3 separate regions of the Homo sapiens genome follow, and all the other regions are linked to region 2. The links are chromatin loops, found by intact Hi-C in ENCODE. Cell type or tissue: natural killer cell. All regions are shown on one strand. Region 1 overlaps XYLT1 (xylosyltransferase 1). Region 2 overlaps XYLT1 (xylosyltransferase 1). Region 3 overlaps LOC105371106 (a long non-coding RNA gene).

The links. Peaks named below come from ENCODE experiments on the same cell type or tissue, not always from the same donor. Only the 100,000 strongest peaks of a DNase experiment are listed, where the experiment ranks them.
Region 1: it touches region 2 in a loop (3-fold over the local background); 2 of 110 quality-filtered maps call a loop at or near these places.
Region 3: a loop joins it to region 2, with 4 times the contacts of the local background. A loop is called at or near these places in 17 of 110 quality-filtered maps.

What each region holds. Positions count from the first base shown.
Region 1 is chr16:17,447,479-17,451,478 of GRCh38, reverse strand. All of the region lies in intron 1 of XYLT1 (xylosyltransferase 1), which reads left to right. Among named protein-coding and RNA genes, the nearest start is that of XYLT1, 21 kb to the left of the region's middle. In natural killer cell, no CTCF peak of the experiment used is centred here; DNase peaks (open chromatin) are centred at 1,998 and 2,408; H3K27ac peaks cover 1,738 bases.
Region 2 is chr16:17,341,692-17,345,691 of GRCh38, reverse strand. The region is part of intron 2 of XYLT1 (xylosyltransferase 1); the gene reads left to right. Among named protein-coding and RNA genes, the nearest start is that of XYLT1, 130 kb to the left of the region's middle. RefSeq lists an enhancer at 1-82. In natural killer cell, no CTCF peak of the experiment used is centred here; DNase peaks (open chromatin) are centred at 501, 1,031, 1,771 and 2,491; H3K27ac peaks cover 2,784 bases.
Region 3 is chr16:17,472,785-17,476,784 of GRCh38, reverse strand. The region is part of intron 2 of LOC105371106 (a long non-coding RNA gene); the gene reads left to right. Among named protein-coding and RNA genes, the nearest start is that of XYLT1, 3.8 kb to the right of the region's middle. In natural killer cell, CTCF peaks have their summits at 2,117 and 2,495; DNase peaks (open chromatin) are centred at 2,114 and 2,614.

The sequences.
Region 1 (4,000 bases), 110 kb before region 2:
CGTTCCCTGACTTCCTGCAGCTCAGGTTCCGATGGAGGGGACAGTGAGTCAGGGAGAAGGGGAGGGTCATCTGGGAAGGCTTTTCCAACAAGGTGACATTTAAGATGAAACAAAGAGAAGATAGTCCGGCATGGATTGCGGGGAGAGGAGGTAAACAATGTGGTCATTATGACAAGGACATGAAAGTCATTTGGGAAGAAGGACAGGAACAAGAGCCTGCAGGGGCTTCCAGGCCACCATCAACTGTTTTCTGGGGTGAGGTTCCCAACAGCCCTGCTAATGGGTTCATCATCTCTGTTTTATTAAAAACCTAGAAAAGTTGACTGGTTTAGAAATTGCAAGATTTGGAGGTGGAACTTGAACACTTGCAAAAAGTTGATCACGTTCTTTGAAGACAAAAATCACTCTGTCCAACAACCTTCCCAGAGTCCCTCTGCAGTTATTATCACTCCACCTCCAATGAAAGAACATTTGTCCTTTGCATGCAACGGCTTTTTCGATTCCCCACCTGCCCCTGCAGAATGATGATGTCCCCAACTCGGAACTTCTCTCCCTCATCTCCATGTCAAAACTTACCTGTCTTTGGTCCTGTCCTAAGGTGTTTGATTTTGAGGGTGGTGGTGTCTTACACTCCCCTCAGCTTGGTAACACTGATCTAGAGAGATGGCAGATGGGGGCTGCCTGACCTGGCAGCAGTGTCTGTCTGTGATGGCGGGCTGTGCTGTGCTGGAATGTCTTAGTCTGTTTACGACGCAAGACAAAGTGATCTCGACTTTCAGGAGTCAGGATACCTGGATTCCAGAACCTGTTCTGTGTCTTGCTTGGTGTGGCTTTGGGCTGCCTGCCTTTCAGGTTCTCTGTTTCCCCGTCTTTAAAATGGTCTGAGGGATTCTGGGTCCCTTGTGCTCTGAACTTTTAGGTCTCTTGTGGTTACCTGTGCCCTGATTGCACATGTCTCTTCTTCCAGCCGTGTGTGTGACCCACGTGTCCTTTCCCACTTCCATGTGTACGTGGCTGTTTTGGTGTGATTGTCTGCAGAAAAGAGTCCTTTCCTCCCAGTACCTCCCACTTCTACCTAACAATAAACTCTAGAATCCTTCTCACCTTTTTTTTTTTGTTTGTTTGTTTGTTTGTTTGTTTTGAGACGGAGTCTCGCTCTGTTGCCCAGATTGGAGTGCAGTGGCGCAATCTCAGCTCACTGCAACCTCTGCCTCCTGGGTTCAAGCGATTCTCCTGCCTCAGCCTCCTGAGTAGCTGGGATTACAGGCGCCTGCCACCATGCCTGGCTAATTTTTGTATTTTTAGTAGAGGTGGGGTTTCACCATGTTGGCCAGGCTGGTCTTGAACTCCTGACCTCAAGTGATCTGCCTGCCTCCACCTCCCAAAGTGCTGGATTACAGGTGTGAGCCACCACTCCCGGTCCTTCTCACCTTTTATTAGTAACTGCCATCACCATCATAGCTGGTCTTGGATTCATTAACTCCATCAGGTTATTCCCAGTGGTGGAAACAGTGAATGGCACACAATAGGTGCTCAGTAAATATTTTTGTTTCCTTCAGAAATTGCCTGAAAGATCAGATGAGATGTCTTAAAAGTGAGAGCTATGGAACCCCACTTTAAGATGACATTTTAAGATCCAAAGGCCAAAGATATTCTAGAACAAGGAATCATGCCTTGTTCCATGGGTTCTTGTCAGCTCCTCACCCATACTGATGGCACCTTAAGGTCCACCTGTGTTCTTAGTAGTTGATGCATAGTCCTGTTGATGATGATAAATAATAGTAATTAGCAGCTACCATTTATTAAGCACATACTACATGTTAGGCGTTTTATATTTAATGCTTCCAACACCTAGTGTTGTCAGCATTGTCAGAGTCACTGTTTTATGGACAGAGGAAGTGAGGCACAGAGAGGGGAAGTAACTCTCGCAAGGTTGCACAGCTCCCCACAAGCCCGTGTGCATAACCACCACGTCACTTGATGCTAAGTCCCGTTGATGGGACTGAAGACCAGCCAGACAGGGGAGGCGCCCTCTTCCAGGTGCTGGGCCTGCCCCGTCCCCGCAGCCCATAGGGGAAGTGTCCACAGCTGCAGGCCTGGCAGACACCCAATCTTCTCCTACCCTCTCCAGGGGCTGCTGTTCTCCATGCCCGTGGAATTGCTGAGATCCTGCAGACAGCAGTGAGAAGCTGGCTACTGTCGTCAGAGCCTTTCCCCAGGATGGGGCTGCAGATTTGGCCCCAGCCCTCCTTTGGCCTGCTCAGCTGGCCTGGGGCAGCAGGAGAGAGTGGAAGAGAGGCATGAACTTGCTTTCATCAGAGGGAGCCCAGGGCATGCTCTGTGGGTTCAGAGGAACTTCCTTGGGCGTGTGGGTGAGACCAGGCATGGCATGACACTTATATGCCACTTCCTTCTCCACCAAAACGTCCCTCTTTGTCTCAGTTGGTGGAATGAAGTGCAATGCAGTAGAGAAGCACGGGGACTTGGCGCCAAGGTGCCGGAGTTCGCAGCCTGGCTCTGCCACCCAGCAGCTGTGTGACTGAAGTCTTTGTGCCTCAGCTCCTTCATCTGTAAAATGGGGATGATGATGAACCCACTTCAAAGGGTTGTCAGGAGAAATAAATGAGTTAATACATGCACCTCATTTAGCACAGTGTCTGGGCCTGTATTAAGCACCATAACATGCTGCTGCTGCTGCTTCCTCCTCCTCTTCCTCTTCCTCTGCCCTCCTCCTCCTCCACCCTCCTCCCCTTCCCCCTCTTCCTCCTCCCCCCTCTTCCTCCTCCCCCCTCCACCTCCCCTCACCCTCATCTTCCATTATTATTATTACTGTTGATTCTTGTAGGAGGAGGAGGAATTGGATGAGGGAGATTTGCCTGGTCAACTCTGCCTCTTCCTCTCCCTCCTTCCTCTGGAGCTGTGTGGGGACTAGATTGTGTTGCTGGCTGTGTGGCCTGCGGTCAGTCACATAGCTTCTCTGTATGCATTTTCCCACCTAAAATGAATACAGCAATTGTAATAATGATAATAATGATAATATGCTTCATTTTAAGATGCACATTTTTTACTGTGTCGCCCAGGCTCACAGCCATTTTATTTTATTTTATTTTTGAGACAGAGTCTTGCTCTGTCTGCGCCCAGGCTGGAGTGCAGTGGCGCAATCTCGGCTCACTGCAACCTCCGCCTCCCGGGTTCAAGCAATTCTGCCTCAGCCTCCCAAGTAGCTGGGATTTTAGGCATGTGCCATCACGCCTGGCTAATTTTTGTATTTTTAGTAGAGATGGGGTTTCACTATGTTGGCCAGGCTGGTCTTGAACTCCTGACCTCAAGTGATCCACCCGCCTTGGCCTCCCAGAGTGGTGGGATTACAGGTGTGAGCCACCACATCTGGCCAAAGATACACATTTTTAATATTTAGTAAATAGCCTTTCTGAAATCTGGGATGAATTTTACAATTGATGTGTATGTTTCCTTAATGTTTCAGCACACACCCTTTTGCCCCAAATTGTTATTCAATCAATGATGCATGTCACAAGCGACAGGGTCTTACAATGAAGCACAGAGGCCACAATGTCCACAATGTGCCAAGCAAGGTACTGGGTGTTTTTTAAATGCCTCATTTTTTAAAACTCTTACTGCAGCCCCAGAAGTAGTACTCATATTCTCCCATTTTACAAATGTGGACATTGAGGCTTAGAGGGTGAAAAGTGGCTTTCGTGGAAGGTCGCTTGTTCACACAGCAGAGCTGCTATCCAACCACCCTCCATGGGTCTTACGACATAGGCTGAAACTCTTTTTCCAAGAGCATCCCATAAGCACCTCTCTCCTTCTCCCTGGGATGTAGGAATATGTTCCTAAAGACAGCTTCAAGCTTCTAGGATGGAAATGCTAGTGGTAGTCTTAAAATATGAGCCCCTGCCAAGTTCCAAATGTCTTTGACCCATGAACTCAGCAGCAGGACGGCATGTCTGGGAGACCCTCCCAAGTCATGCTTTGTGCA
Region 2 (4,000 bases):
ATAGTCCTACGTTTGAATCCCAACTCTTTCACTTGCTCAGTGCATCACCTTTGAGAAAGGCTTTTAGCTTCTGAGCTTCAGCTTCCCAACTAGTTAAAGCAGCCATGAGGACTGCTAAGAGGATAAGCTGGAGACACCCTCTTGTCACTTGTGAATGCAAGCTGCGTCACCCCCTGCCTTTTCTCTCTTGTGGAAGTAGCAGGCTTGGGGAGCAGAGGCTCTCCAGCCTCCGTGCCTCCATGCACTGCCTCCTGCATCCCTGTGCCACAGAGAGGGCAAAGACTTTGGCATTCTCTGCAGGGATTTGCTTTGTGCCTTCTCTGGAATGTTCCTCCTCCTCTGTTTAGGTAGCTGGTTTCCTCTTTACAGAGAGGGAAGCAGCACGAGTTGAAATACCAGGATGTTTTTGGCAGCCAAACTAGGTGCTTGTCTCAAGAGCAAGCTGGGACATTTTTTGCCTGCGTGCAGTTCAGAGATGAACTGTGTCGTCACCACATGAGTGAAGCCCAGAACTGCCTGGATGACGAGTGGTCAGAGTAGCAGAGGCTGAGACATCTTCTAAGGAAATAAAAACGGGCCAACAGCTGGCCCCTTGGGTCTCACCTCTGCCACCCACAGGCTGAGGAAGCTCCTTTTCTGGCCTGGGGTATGTTCAGACATGGCCAGGTAGTGGACTTGCCTGTGTTAGGCCGGGCGCAGTGGCTCACGCCTATGTATAATCCTAGAACTTTGGGAGGCTGAGGCAGGCAGATCACTTGAGGCCAGGAGTTTGAGACCAGCCTGGCCAACATGGTGAAACACCGTCTCTACTAAAAATATAAAAATTAGCCAAGCGTGGTGGCGCATGCTTGTAGTCCCAGCTACTCGGGAGGCTGAGGCAGGAGAATCACTTGAATCCGGAAGGCAGAGGTTGCAGTGAGCCAAGATCACCACACTGCACTCCAGCTTGGGTGACAGAGACCTGTCTCAAAAAAAAAAAAAGAATCCTTAGACAGTTGGCTGCGAAGACACATCTCAAAAGCCCCAAGGTGTACCAGATCTTATCAACCCCATTCTTTTGCCTCCAGCCTCACTACAGTGCTTAAGGGACTCCCTTCCCCAGGGCAACCTTGTTTACCCTGTGGACTGACTAACCTGGGGTCACTTGATCTGGGCACTACTGACATTTGGGACAGGATTATTCTTTTTTTTTTTTTTTTGAGATGGAGTCTCCTTCTGTCACCCAGGATGGAGTGCAATGGCGTGATCTCGGCTCACTGCAAGCTCCACCTCCCGGGTTCGTGCCATTCTCCTGCCTCAGCCTCCTGAGTAGCTGGGACTACAGGCGCCCGCCACCACGCCCGGCTAATTTTTTTTTTTTTTTTGTATTTTTTAGTAGAGACGGGGTTTCACCGTGTTAGCCAGGATGGTCTCAATCTCCTGACCTCGTGATCCGCCCGCCTTGGCCTCCCAAAGTGCTGGGATTACAGGCACCCGGCCTGGGACAGGATTATTCTTTGTTGTGAGGCTGTTCTCTGCATTGTAGAATGTTTAGCAGCATCTCTGGCATGTACACACTAGATTTTAATGACACTCCCTCCTCCAGTTGTCTCACAAATGTCTCTGGACATTGCCGAATATCTCTGGGGAGCAAAAGCACCCCTGAGCTGAAAACCACGGTCCTAACCAAGTATGGGTAGCAGAGAATGTGTAAAAATCAACACCCGTTGACTGTAATGAGACGGAGCTGGTGACGTTTAGGTGAAGTCTGCTGGTTGAACGCCTCCCTGTAAATGTCATTGGGCTTTAATTTTTTGCTTCCAAGTGACCTCATGTGACCTGGAGTTACAAACAAGATAGCATGTGCCAAGTGTTTCACTGTGGGTGTGATGAGGTACGGAAGAACGCTCTCTTGATTCCTCTTCTCATTTAAAAAGCCAAGCACACTGGGTATGGTGGCTCATGCCTGTAATGCCAACACTTTGGGAAGCCAAGGTGGAAGGATTGCCTGAGGCCAGGAGTTTGAGACTAGCCCGAACAATATAACAAGACCATCTCTACAAAAAAATAAAACATAATCTGCGTGTAGTGGCCCGTGCTTTTAGTCCCAGCTACTCGGGAGGCTGAGGTGGGAGGATCACTTGAGGCCAGGAGATGGAGGTTGCAGTGAGCTGTGATTGCGCTACTGCACTCCAGCCTGGGTGATAGAGCGAGATCCTGTCTCAAATTATTCTTTTTTTTCATTTTAAAACTAAAACGCCAGCACAACCTTGAGGCACAAAAGGATGTAGGGCCTCCAGCTCACATCTGGGGGATGGAGACCCCAAGCCCACCTATGCCTGAGTCGCTGTTGATGCAGCAGGCACTGGGTGCCGTGAAGCAAGAGGAGTTCGTGGCACAATCCCGGAGGCCTGTCCCCTGAAAGACCGCAGGGAGACGGTTTTCAGATCTGCAGTAGTTTGGCTGTCACAGGAGATTGTGGGTTTGCCTGACACCCGAAAATAGTCTGTGGCTTCAGGGGCTGACGTTGTAACATGTTCAACCCTTGCTGGCATTTACTCCCTGGACTCTGTGAAAGGGTCCTGTGTGCAGAGCAGCTGCCTGAGACAACCAGGCTGCTGTGTGCCATGTTGGCCGTGAGGTGTTTACGTGTTACTTTCTTGTTGGGTGTTCCACCCTGTTCTCTGCGGGCAGCTGTGACTGGAAACATGTTTTTTCAAAATTTATGTTTTGTTTTTATAAACATTTTTCTTTAGGGACTCGAAGTTTTTTTCTGGATTTGCTTTTCATCATCGCAATTATCAATAGCATATCATATTATCATGTGATAATATTGATCAGTGTATTCAATAAATATGTGTTGAGTGCCTACTACGTTCTGGATACTGTTTTAGGAGCTGGAGATACAACAGCCAACATGACAGAAATTCTTACTCTTCTGAGCACACATTCTATACAGGTAGTAAATGAGAAACGCATGTGTTTTTTTTTGAGACAGGGTCTCTCTCTGTTGCCCAGGCTGGAGTGCAATGGTGCGATCTCGGCTCACTGCAACCTCCGTCTCCCGGGTTCCAGCGATTCTCCTGCCTCAGCCTCCTGGGTAGCTGGGATTACAGGCACGCGCCACCTCGCCCAACTAATTTTTGTACTTTTAGTAGAGATGGGGTTTCACCATGTTGGCCCGGCTGGTCTCGAACTCCCAACCTCATGGGATCTGCCTGTCTCGGCCTCCCAAAGTGCTGGGATTACAGGCATGAGCCGCCACGCCCAACCGAGAAATGCATGTTGATATGTCATGTCAGATGGCGATGAGAGCATGGGAGAGCAAAGCAGGGGAGGACTGTGGGCTAGGTAAGGCCAGTTGGAGATAGGTTGCCCTTTTCCTTTGGTGGAGACAATTCCATGCAGCAGTGTTTGAGCAAAGATCTCAAAAGCATGAGTGGTGGAGCTCTGCAGAAAGAGGAAGGAACAGGAGCAGCCAGGGCAAAGGCCCTGAGATAGAATGTGGTTGGTGTGTTGGTTGCCAGCAGAGCCTGGTGTGGCTAGAACAGCATGAGTAAGGGAGAGAGGGGCGGTGGAGGTGAAGCTAGATCATTAGAACCTTGGGAAACTTAGAAGGGTCCTTGCTTCACTCCACACTGGGAAGTCTTCAGAGGATTTTAAACAGAGGAATGACATGGCCTTGCCTTGGAAAATGGGATTGGTGGCTGCCCTGCTGAAAATGTACTGTAATGGGTCAAGGGCAAGAACAGGGAGATGGGTGAGGGGGAAGGATGTTGTAATCTGTTAGGGGACATGCAGGGGTGGTTTGGACCAGAGTGTTAATAGTGAAAGCCAAAAGAAGTAGTTTATACCTACTCCGTGTACACAAAAATTAAAAATGAAATAGTTTGATGCTGGATGTGTTCTGAAAGGAGATAGAGCATACGGGACCTACAGAGGATTAATGCAATACAAGCACATGATGAAAACAATTAAATGATTCAAAAGCACATCACTTCCTATACCTATTCTTCAGAGA
Region 3 (4,000 bases), 130 kb before region 2:
GCCTGTCTGTCTGTGACCTCGCATGCTGTGGGTGGGGCTCCAGGGACGTTCAAGGTCCTGGCTCCTCTGACCTCCACGTGGAATCCTTGCACTTGCAAATGCTTATTGGAGAGACTCTGGGATTCCTAGTGGGCTGGGAGGGTGTTCAGCGTACCACTCACTGACACTCAGAAACAGGTGACCCACCTGTTCATGATTTCTGTCTCAACGCAGAAGTGAAACGTAGGGGGAATTTTTTAATTTTTCAAGAGCAAAATTTGTAGAGTCTGGGTGAAAACAGGCTCTAATAAACCAAAAAGAAATAAATGCATGATCGAAATTTTAAAAAAGAATGTATTTGGCTAAATTTAACTCTTAGGCTGAAGTTTATTTAAATGCAGAAGGCATATCCAGCCCTAGCTCTCTGGCACCTGGGGCAGGAGCATTGAGGCAAGGGGAGAACATTGCTTTACAGACCACCCTGCCAATGCAACCAGGCTAATATTCCTTCAACACTGCTATTGGCCGGTGCTATCATTTTGTATAAACTGTATGACACTCTGCTATATACACTGCCCCATTTCCCTGCCTCCAACCCCCCAGCCTTAAAACATACGTATTATTTTTCTTCACTACTTACAGTTGAGAGTATCGAGGTTTGGTGACATTAACTAACCTGCTTAACATCACACAACTAACAAGTTGCCGAGATGGTGTTTGAACTTGGGTTCCTTGAACTTCTAAGCATGGGGTTCCAACCTGCCAGCATCCCAGGCTCATTCCTACCTGCCCCATAGATCAGTGTTCATTCCACCCCCAAAATGTATTCAGTGCCCTGCACTGTGCAAAGCACCAGAAAAAGTAGAGATGAATGAGACTTGGTCCTAACCCTTGGGGGTATGTGCAATCTTCTATCAAAGTCGAGGATGAGGTTTTAGTGCTACTTTCTCCAGGCAGCCCTGGATACCTTTGGACACTCATAATTGGCAGTGCCCTACTGTTACTAATAAAAACTAATAACAAAATAAATAAAAATTAATAAATAAAATAAAAATTAATAATAAAAAATTAGTGGGTGTGGTGACGTGCACCTGTAGTCCCAGCTACTTGAGAGGCTGAGGCCAAACAATTGCTTGAGCCTGGGAGTTTGAGGCTGCAGTGAGCCATGATTGTGCCCCTGCACTCCAGTCTGATCAACAGAGTGAGAACCTGTCTCAAATAAATGAAGAAAAATAAATAAGACACATATCATCTAACATTTACGGAGCACTTACTATGTGTCAGTCACTATAGGAAAAAGCCTTTCTTATGGATTATCTCATTGAATCCTTATAAGAAACTTATGAGAATGGCCCTTTTATCAGCCTCATTTTACAGATGAGAAAACTGAGGCCTCGAGGTAAACAACTGATACTTAGAAATCCGAGTCAAAAAGTAGCAGAGCTGAGTAAACCTGGGAAATCTGACTCTTAACCATTTTGCACACTGACTCCGCTGTGGCTGCCCCCTCCTCTGACCCCATCCCGCGCCTGTCTTGTCCCATGACCTCTTCTGACAGCTCCTTGAGAGAGAAGAACCCTTTCCCCCTGGCCTTCCACTTTCTCTCACAGCCCCGAGCTCAGTGCTGGGCACACCTAGGAGCTGAAAACTACTGATTAACTGATTTACTCCCCCCTTCACTGGAAAATGGCGATGAAACAAGATTTGGGGTGGAGGTGGGGAGGGAATCCCACAGATCAGTCTGGGGCTTCTTCAGAGCTCTGGCTCTTGGTCAAGTGAGATTAGGAACGATATTTTAAGAGCAGAGTTCCTTAGGAAATCTTCTACACGCCTATAGTTTGCTTTCCCAGCATGACGTCCGGCACATAATAGGGTCCAATACATCTTTGTTGAATGACTGAATGAGCTTTAAAAATTCTAAGGACTCTCACTGCTGTTGCTAGGGCTGCCGCTGGAGTCTCAGGCGGTGCTTTCGGCTCTGTCTTATACATCAAGCTCTGCCTGTCTCGCTTTTACACCACAGTGGAAGCCAAAGCCGGGGCCCCTTCGAATGCAAAGTGGCTGCTTTTGCTTGGTTTGGCTTAGAAGACATGATGCCCGGCCCCTGCTCCCAGGGGTTCTGGCACTGCCCAAACCAACTGCGCCCCCTGGTACTGAGATACATGTGCACTGCAGATTCGTCAAAATTCACGCCCTTCTCCCACTCCAAGCCACCCGCTGTTCTGATCTCATCTTTGTCTCACCTCCTTACCCAAAGATTCTTGAGGTGCAGGAAGACAGCTCCAGTGACCCCAGAAGCTTGCCTTCCTATTCTTCGATCTCGGGTGATTTTTCATCCTAAAACCATCACATAAGCTGTTTATGGCGTCCATAACCCGCCTGGAGCCTTTAAACCTCTTTCTTGCATGGCTTTTTATAAGTCTGAGATAAACAAACAACTCTCTCTCCAGGGACTTGGAGCCCAGATCCTTAACCTCACTCCTTAAGCCCCTGGCCCCTGAGGGAGTGGAGCCAGAGGGTGGGCCCCAAAGGACTGTGGTTAAATGTGAGATGTGGAGGAAGCAGATAACATCATTGCTGCTAACGGGAAAAATGCGGCCAGAGACCTTGAAGCAAAGATGAGCCAGAGGGCAGGGTTGCCAAGAGGCTCCAGAGCAGCCTCTGCTGGGTTGAGAAGCTCTGCTGAGACACTAAGAGAGCGTTCTGGCAACATGTGAAATCTTGGGGGCTGTCTCCTCCAACCCCTCATTTGGCACTAAAGAAATCTAAGTCCTGGGAGGGGAGGTGGCTTGGCCAAGGTCATATAACCTCGGGAGGCTGCGTGGAATAAATGATGGAATCTGTTCCCTGCACCTACTTCTTTCCCATCAGACCCTGATCTCTATAGGGCATCCAAGTTGTTACAGGGAGGCTGGCTTCACCCCAATGGCGGAGGTGAAATATGGGATCTTGGCCAAGTTGATCGGCATTTTCTAACTTCCTGGCCACACTGATTGGTCTCGGAGTGACCCAGAACTTAAGACTGGTCTAATCAGAAAAAAAATCTCCGAACCTTTGAGGAAAATCCTGGGAAATACTGACCCTCCTTTCCCTGGGCTAGAAATGAACACAGGATACAAAGTAGTCGCAGCAGCTGAGGCCAGGCATCGTGTGACATCAAGAGGGAATAAGGTAGACTCCATGGAAAGCAGAGAGGAGAGATGGAAAGAAAAGGAATCCCAGGTGATAATTGTGAGTTGCTAGATCAAACCTCACCTGAAGCCTTTCCTCTGCAATGTTCAGCTACATGATCCAGTAAAGTATATTTTTAAGACAGACCGGGCTGGGCACAGTGGCTGATGCCTGTAATCCCAGCACTTTGGGAGGCTGAGGCAGGCAGATCACCTGAGGTCAGGAGTTTGAGATCAGCCTGGCCAACATGGTGAAACCTCGTCTGTACTAAAAAAAAAATTAGCTGGGCGTGGTGGCACATGCCTGTAATCCCAGCTACTCGGGAGGCTGAGGCATGAGAATTACTTGAACCCAAGAGGCAGAGGTTGGAGTGAGCTGAGATCACACCACTGCACTCCAGGCTGGGTGATGGAGTGAGACTGTGTCAAAAAAAAAAAAAAAAAAAAGACTTAAAAGATAGACTTAAGTCTTATTACTGTTAGTAATAGATGTTATTGCTTGTAAACAAAATATCCCCAACTGATAAACAGATGACTGGTGGCCCTAGAAACTTGCCTCTGGTCTTTTACTCCTGGTTAGGGGTGCTGGGCCCAAAGGGAAGGCCTCTATGCCAGGCTACATGCCTGGCTAAGCTTTAGATACAACTAAGGTTGATTGGTTTGGAGTTTACAACCCCCACTAGCATACATTTTATACTTTTCTTGTTCAGGCAAGTGGACTGGCTAATTACATGGGTTCAGAAAGCATTTTTTCTTGGCGCTTACTCCCGTCCTGCCCTCATGAACCCTTAGCATTTTTGCACATCTCTACAGCAATGCTTATCTCACCATATATATATATATAATATTAT